Regions from separate parts of the Homo sapiens genome. Here region 2 is linked to region 1. The links are chromatin contacts, found by Hi-C or POLR2A ChIA-PET in ENCODE. All regions are on one chromosome and are shown on one strand. The core of a region is the stretch at or near the end of the contact, and the rest is flanking DNA. Distances in the headings are between cores, read along the strand shown.

Region 1 (4,046 bases), core at 606-3,105:
ACAAGTTACAACCAAGTCAGTCTCCTTCGCATCTCTGTTCTCTATCCTCTTTCTTCCCCCTTTTCTATTTGTTTTTGGTTTATTTTCCCATGTTTCTTTTCGCAAATACAGCAAGTGTGTATATTGAGTCAAATCTCTTCCTCCTTTCTTACACAAAATTAGCACATTAAATATATAGTACTGCACCTTACTTTTTCTCTCACTATGTCCTAGAGATTGCTCTACGCGTTGTATGGCGTTTTTCATAGTTATTCACTGTGTGTGGATACCACAGTGTATTCAACTGTCACCTGATGACAGACATTTGCATTCTTTGCAATCCTTTGTAAATACAAACAATGCTGCAATGTACATGTCATTCCACATATTCTCCAAGGTATAGTTAGGACAGATCCCAGAAGTGGAATTTCTGGGTCAATGGGCAAGTGCATTTTTGCTGATTATTATCCAGTTTCCTTCTGTTGAGTTCCATTTTGCATTACCACCAGCAGTGTTTGAGAATGACTGTTTCTCCATAGAACTAGAACTTTTACAGTGAATTTTATCCTAACTTTTCTTCAATCTCCTTTTACTTTTACTTTCTATTTTAAAGAATATAATTCAGATTTCTCTAGTGGTCATGAGTCTGTGTGTAGTGTGAGAATCTAGAGACAACTGTTCTAAGGCGGCATGAGAATGGGCAGCTCAGCTCAGAGTTTAGACCTCATCTGTTTCCAGTGCCCTGGGGGTTTTGGGGAGTAACTGAGAAAACAATAGATTTATATGGAGAAATGGAGACTTTTGCAGTTTCGGCTGATTCAGATAGTCATTGGGTAACCTCATTAAATTTGCTCAATGTAATTTCAAGAATTTCAATTCTATATTCACTTAAAAACACAAAAGTATATTACAAAGAAATTTTTTTAGCTGTTTTTTTTTCTTGAATTCAAGATTCTATTTAAGACCTGTAATTTATTTAATAACAGGTTTTAGGGGAGAAGATGTTGCAATGAAAATATACATAGATTCTAAGGTGTCTTCTGATTTCAGAATTATTGAAGTGTAAAGAAATCAGGGTTTTAGAATTAAGGAACTATGGTTTCATTGAAAATAGAGATATAATATTACTTTTCATTTTTTAACCAGGAACTACATGACAGTTTCCTATATTACCATTCATCTGTTTCTGGCTTGGTCCTCTTTGACCTATTTAGACTCGGGAATACACGTCACTCTCATTTCTCCTGGTCAGCCCTTCTGCTTTTCTGACATGTGTAGGTACCTAAGAAGTAATTTTGTATATTTTCCAAAATACTTGTGGTACGAAAAGGGCAAATGTTATCATGGCAATGAACACTTATTTTTGCATTTAAATTCTAAAATCTGATGTCCTGTTTTAGTTAATTTCTAAAAGACTTAATTTTTTTAGAGCAGTTTTAGGCTCACAGCAAAAGTAAGAGGAAGGTACAGATATTTCCCATATGATCCCCGCCCATACTCATGTACAACCTCCCCATTATCAATATCCCCATCTGCATGGGAGATTTGTTATAACTGATGAACCTCATGTTTTTAAAAACAGCTTTATTAAGGTACATTTTATGTATCATAAAGTTCACCCTATTCAAATTTGCAGTTCATTCATTTTTGGTAGATTTACCAAGTGATGCAACCATCATAATAAATCAGTTTTAAATAATTGGTATTGTACCAATAAGATCCCCCATCCCCATTTACAGTCAGTTCCCACCCCCAACCGCAGGCAACCACCGTCCTGCTTTCTGTCTCTATAGATTTGCCCTTTCTGGACACTTCCTAGAAATGGAATCACACAGTCATAACTGATCGCTTGTGTTTCACTTTCACTTAGCAGAATGTTTTCAGGGTTCATCCATGTTTCAGCAAGCGTCACTGGTTTGCTCCTTTTCATGATTAAATAGCATTTCGTCGTATGGCTGTGTCATATTCTATTTAGTAGCTGATGGACATTTAGGTTGTTTCCAGTTCTAGGTTACTATGAATAAAGCTGTTATAACGATTTGCATGCAAACCTTTGCATGGGCATTTGCATCCATTCCTCTTGGGTAGACACCTAGGAGTAGAATTGCTCAGTTGTATGGCAATTATATGCTTACTTTTTTTAGAAACTGACAAACTGCTGGGCACGGTGGCTCACGCCTGTAATCCCAGCACATTGGGAGGCCAAGGCAGGCAGATCATGAGGTCAGGAGATCGAGACCGTCCTGGCTAACACGGCGAACCCCATCTCTACTAAAAAAAAAAAAATACAAAAAATGAGCCGGGTGTGGTGGCGGGTGCCTGTAGTCCCAGCTACTCGGGAGGCTGAGGCGGGAGAATGGCGTGAACCCAGGAGGCGGAGCTTGCAGTAAGCCAAGATCGCGCCACTGCAGTCCAGCCTGGGCGACAGAGAGAGACTCCGTCTCAAAAAAAAAAAAAAAAAAAAACCGGCAAACTTTTCCACACTGCCTTCTGCATCTCATTTTAACACTTTATTGTCAGAGGAAAAAGATTATAGTTCATTCATTCATTCAAAAAATGTATTTATTTATTTCACATGTATTTATTCCACACCTTATAAATAATATGTATGAACAACACAGTTATTTCCTTCAAGGTACTCACAATCCATTGGAGAAGCAGACAAACAACCAGATAATTAAATACAGTAAGAGAGGTCCTGTAAGGGAGGGCCGCCCCTGGGGCTGGAGGCAGACATGGGGGCACCTAGTCCAGACTTAAGGGAATAGGGAAAAAGTTTTGGAAATGGTCACACCTAAGTTGAATCCTGGAAACTTATCTAGGGGAATGAGGTAGGAAGGGCATTATAGGGCCAGGGAGCAGGAGGCAACCTGCCTTGCTCACACCTTGGAACCCTTTACTCTGTTTTTTGTTTGTTTGTTTTGAGACTGGGTCTCACTCTGTAGCCCAGGCTGGAGTGCAAGTGGCACCATCTCAGCTCACTGCAGCCTTGAACGTCTGGCCTCAAGTCATCCTCCCGCCTTGGCCGCCCAAAGCACTTGAGATTACAGGCATGAGCCACCACATCTGGCCAAGAGCAGAGTGTTTAAAGGAGACAAATACTCTAGAGGTGATTCATGAGATCAAAGAGATGATCAGCAACCTTTACATTTCCCCCCAATGTTGTAACACCAGCCATTTTCATAAAAATATGTATTTAATGCTGCCTAATGACAGCAACTGTACGTGACACTCCACTGAGATGAACAAAATCAGAGATGCTGGGAAAACTAGATGGGCTGAATTGTGAGGAGAAAGGTTTGAGATCATAGAACATCATAAAACAAAGTGAAAAGGAACGTGTTTCTTCTGAATTTAAGACTAGATTTGGAAAGAGAAGTTTGTACAATGGCCAAACGATGGGTTTGATACCTCTGGCAGGAGAACAAGTTTTTTATTACATCAGGATTTCGAGGGAAGCTTGCAGGTACCAGCATAGAACCTGGAGGAAACTTTTTTTTTTTTTTTAAACAGAGACAAGGTCTGCCTATGTTGTCTGGGCTGGTCTTGAACTCCTGAGCTCAAGTGATCTTTCTGCCTCGGCCTCCCAAAGCGCTGGGATTACAGGCGTGAGCCACCCTGCTTGGCTGCCTGCAGGAAACTTTTTAGAAAGTTAGGAATTGAAGAAGAAGGATCCCATTCAACAAAGTTATTTTAGTTAATATAATAGGCAACAGGGGATCTGGAGAAGCGGAGGAGGAGGAAAAGGAGGAGGAAGAGAAGAACACTGTCATTCTCTCAAGATTTGCCCTCTGTGATTGTCATTTTTGAGGCATTTTTTTTTTGCAAGTCAAATAAGCAAGGACCATTTTTTGACACAAATTATCTGTGATTTTGAATATAGCTCAACTGTCTTCAGAATAAAAAAAAAGCTTCTGCTTATAAAGTGATAATTTCCTGGGGAAACACTAAGGTGTTTTCACCCAAACTTATTTAGGCTCCTGTTTAAGGGAATCTCAGCTGTTTCACTTATGCAGAAAAGGAATCCACCCAAATGAAGATTTACCATTTATTTTTTACATGGATTA
Region 2 (4,046 bases), core at 467-2,966, 350 kb before region 1:
TATTATTGCTATGTCATCAAGAATACTGATCTTCTCTTCTACAGTGTGTAAATTGCTATCAAACCTATCTAGTGTTTTTTTCTTCCCTATGAGATATCATATTTATTATTAGTATTTAGTCAAAGATTTGAGAGAACCCTTTGCAAATCTTGAGAGTGTGCTCTCTTTCTCTCTCTTTCTCTCTGTGCAGCTTTCTCCTTTCCAGTACTTTGTCCCACAAATCTAGCCACCTTGCCTTCCTTAACTTTGATCTCTGTTTCCTTAACTCAGTGAGACTGTTGGCTGCATGCTGTGGCTTGAAAACTGCCTCCAGGCAGGAAGCTGGGGCAATCACATCATTCAGCTCAATTGATTCTCTTCTTTCAGGGTTCACAGTCCCACAGCATTACCAGTTGTTTAATGTCTGAAAACTGTTGTTTCATATATTTTGCCAAATTTTCAATTTGTGCATGGAAGAAGGATAATTCCTGTAGCTGTTAATTTTTCATAAATGGAAGTGAAAGTCTAAATAAGTAAATTTGAAAGTTAATATGTTATCATCGTAAATGCAATAGTTACAAAAACTGAGACAGCTGCTCTTTTATTGGTGCCTCCAATACCATAAGCACTTGTTGATGGTGATTTTCTTCAATAGTCAATTACTTTTGGTAAATTTTCAAACAAAACAAGTCTCAATCTTTCCTCAGTTTACATGATATTTGCATTCCTGGAAATTCCTTATATATTAACACAGAGCAAAAATGCTTTGTGTTCATATGTAAAATGGAGTTAAGTTCTGGGCTCAGATAATATAAACAGGTTTTTCCTTACAGAAAATTCACGTAAGATGTGGAACCATAACTCCTTGGGTAAGACTGTGATATGGGATCCTTGACCCTTATTGAAAACCACCACCTACATAATTAGTACCTTTCACACGTAACATATTTTGTCTGTTGGATGCATAACCATGGAGTAATCCTGAGGCCCACATGCTCTTGGAAAAGCAATAAATAAGTTATGTCTTCATTACAACTTTCATCATCAGGGAAAGGGGGGAGATACATGATGTTTTGCCAAGATAATTAACTTATTTTATAATAAGTGAATCTATTTTTAGTTAAGATTTAAAAGAAGTACCTCTTTCTGCCAAAAGACAATGTAAAATGTCACCACTATTCATACAACAGATAAAAAATATTTATTGAGTTCTATTATGTGCCAAGTATTGAGGATTCACGAGTGACTCAGACAAGAATCCCTGTTCTCATGGAGCCTACGTTTACTATGGTTTGTGGAGAAAAACTGGCAATCAAAGGAAATGCCCACACGTCCCTCACATTGTGAGAGTTGTGACATCACACCTTTCCATTAACTAGTAAAACAAGTTATGACAATTTTAGAGAGTATAACACAAAAGCAAAAGCCTCTATCAAAATCTTTCGGTCAGGGTTCCATACTTAAGGACCTTGAGGAAATGCATAAATAAAGTTGCAGATGATTTATTTCAACTCTATTAATAGGTTCAAAGACATTTCCAACTAATCCTGTTCAAACCACACTTTGTACTTTACTGAAACTGAGGAAAAAAGCCTCTCTCTTACTTTTGCCTAGTAAGAGAACACAGTTACCCAGGATCACCTTGGCTTTTGAGACTTTATTGGTTTGGCTCAGATCCCACTTTCAGACCTCATTTCCTTAGATTTGGCAACTTGAGTTCTGGACTGATGACCACTTAGCCTATTTGGACTGATTCTCTGAGCTACCTACTCTCCTATGTGGTGACGTGGCTTTAGCCCAGAGCCACAGGTAGAATGCACTTTGTCCCACTCCCACCAGGCAGCTGCAATGCCAATGTGGGACCACGTTTGTCAATTAAAGATCCGCAACAATATGAAATGTGTAGCCACAAAAATAAAACTTGGTGTCAGGAGCCCAGGGTCCAAATCTCTGCTCCCAAATCTATTTCATGTGGATCCTGGTGTAAATCAATTAATTTTTTTCTTCTGAGTCTCAATGGCCTCACCCTTAAAATGAGGACAATAATAACCTTGTTCATCAGATTGCGTTGAGGATTGTAACAAAACCGTGTGTTCCAGAATGCTTTGCAAGCCACACAGCACCATAATAACCTACACTGCTGCTGTGGTAAGTGATGACGAGGAGGAGAAGTGGCCTGTTGAAAGGACCCAAAGCCTGCAAAGGCTATAGATCACTGGCCTGCACATCTGAATGCAATGTACGTTTTGCTGCTTATCCTGATTAGACAACAACAAGTTTTTGCTCTTAATACTATTTCCAATTTTTACTTTTCTTTTGGATTTGTTGTCATTCCTTCCAGTCTAGTCTAAACATCATTTAGTTTGGTGCCCAGGAGATAGTGAAAAAGCTGGTGCCCAGCTTTTTCTTCCTTGGTGTGGGAGCTTCTGCCTGGGGCTGACCTCCTTCTCTGGGTTAAGGTCCTGTGGAGCTGTCTTAAACTGACCGACCTGAAGTAGACCCAGACACACCTGTAAACTACTTACCTTGCAGGGGTGGTGCCAGGCCTGGGGCTAAGAGGGCATGCCTGCTCCTGTGATCTGTGAGGCCTAGTAAAACATGATTAAGGCTCTGCTTGCTGTGTGGGAGTCAACAATGCCATTATAGCCTCCCTTGGCAGATGGTGGGCAAGAGTTCCTGCACTAATAAGAATTTCTTGCTGGATCATCAAAATGCATTTCCCTTTTTGGGTTGGACCTCGTAGAACATCCTATGTTTGAGGCTTCAGCATCTGTGTTTCATGGTCAGTCTGACCTCTCTCTAAACAAGAGATCTGGAAAGAAACACTTTTCCAGGAAATCATCCACAGGCAGTTGACTTTGACCTTCCGCCATACTCCTTTCATTCCACCCCCAGCAGTTTCTCATGGATACCAAATATGTGTCTTGGGATAATTGGACTAAACAGGTTTGTCCGATTATTTACAAGCTCCTTTCAGTTTATTTGTTTACTTGTTTCAATTTTGCATGGGCCATTTTAATATTTTTTTGTGGTTCAGACAAAACCCACATATATCACAGTGTTTTAGATTAGTTAGGATTCTCTATGATGTGATTAATATAATAATCCATTTTCGGCCTCTGTAGTGAATCAGATGCTTTATATACATGATCTGATTTCATCTTTGTAATGCTCCAGAGCAGGCATTATTATCCCCCTTTTAAAGATGAGGCTTAGAGGGGTAAAATCATTTGTTTAAAGCTATGTAGTTAATCATTATCGGAGCTGGAATTGGAGCCTAGGTGGATTTAAGTCCAAGTCTATGCTCTTTCCTCTATACCATAGTGGCTCTTGACTCTTTACTTACTCTTTGGCATGGCAGTGGAAATCAGTACTATTAATATATGAATTTCAGGTTAAGTTCCCTTCAGTTTTTCTGTGCAGGCATAGAGGATAGGATATAAATAGTTCCAGTTTTTTTTTTTTTTTTTTTTTTTTGGACGGAGTTTCACTCTTGTTGTCCAGGCTGGAGTGCAATGGCGCGATCTCGGCTCACTGCAACCTCTGCCCCCTGGGTTCAAGCGATTCTCCTGCCTCAGACTCCCAAGTAGCTGGGATTACAGGTATATGCAACCACGCCCAGCTAATTTTGTATTTTTAGAAGAAATGGGGTCTCTCCATGTTGGTCAGGCCGGACTCGAAATCCCAACCTCAGGTGATTCGCTCGCCTTGGCCTCCCGAAGTGCTGGGATTACAGGTGTGAGCCACAGCGCTCAGCCTTTTTTTTTTTTTTTAATCATGCCACATTGTTTTTAATTACATACAAAGATCTAACATGTCACCCAGGGACCACTTCACCCACTGCTTGGTTTGGCCGCCAGTCTTTGTCTCTCTCTTCAGCGATGGTGAGGCGGATATCCTGTCCTTGGGAAAGAGAAATCCATGGTTTATTGCTCTTGCCAATAACAAAAATGTTGAAAAGTCGAGTGGCAAAGCTGTTGCCATTGGCATCTTTAACATAAACTACGTCAAAAGATCCAGGGTGCTTCTCTCAGTTGATGATCACACCAATTCTTCCCAGGTTAGTA

What was found. Hi-C counts contacts between places; a loop is a spot of excess contacts on that map. ChIA-PET counts read pairs that join two places held with the same protein, here RNA polymerase II (POLR2A).
Region 2: a loop to region 1 is called in a map of heart right ventricle, with 3 times the contacts of the local background. The contact joins two enhancer-like sites. A Hi-C loop is called at or near these places in 1 of 168 maps with a recorded cell type or tissue (heart right ventricle). POLR2A ChIA-PET finds 5 or more read pairs at or near these places in 3 of 52 experiments (Panc1, T-cell and activated T-cell).

The regions. Positions count from the first base shown.
Region 1 is chr6:154,227,745-154,231,790 of GRCh38, reverse strand. All of the region lies in intron 5 of IPCEF1 (interaction protein for cytohesin exchange factors 1), which reads left to right. It also overlaps a transcript of OPRM1 not described here. Among named protein-coding and RNA genes, the nearest start is that of IPCEF1, 130 kb to the left of the region's middle. Within about 2 kb of position 1,855, at least 2 of the 41 ENCODE cell types and tissues checked have a DNase peak (open chromatin) inside an H3K27ac peak, as active enhancers do.
Region 2 is chr6:154,576,846-154,580,891 of GRCh38, reverse strand. It overlaps the pseudogene RPS4XP8. Among named protein-coding and RNA genes, the nearest start is that of CNKSR3, 68 kb to the right of the region's middle. Within about 2 kb of position 1,716, at least 4 of the 41 ENCODE cell types and tissues checked have a DNase peak (open chromatin) inside an H3K27ac peak, as active enhancers do.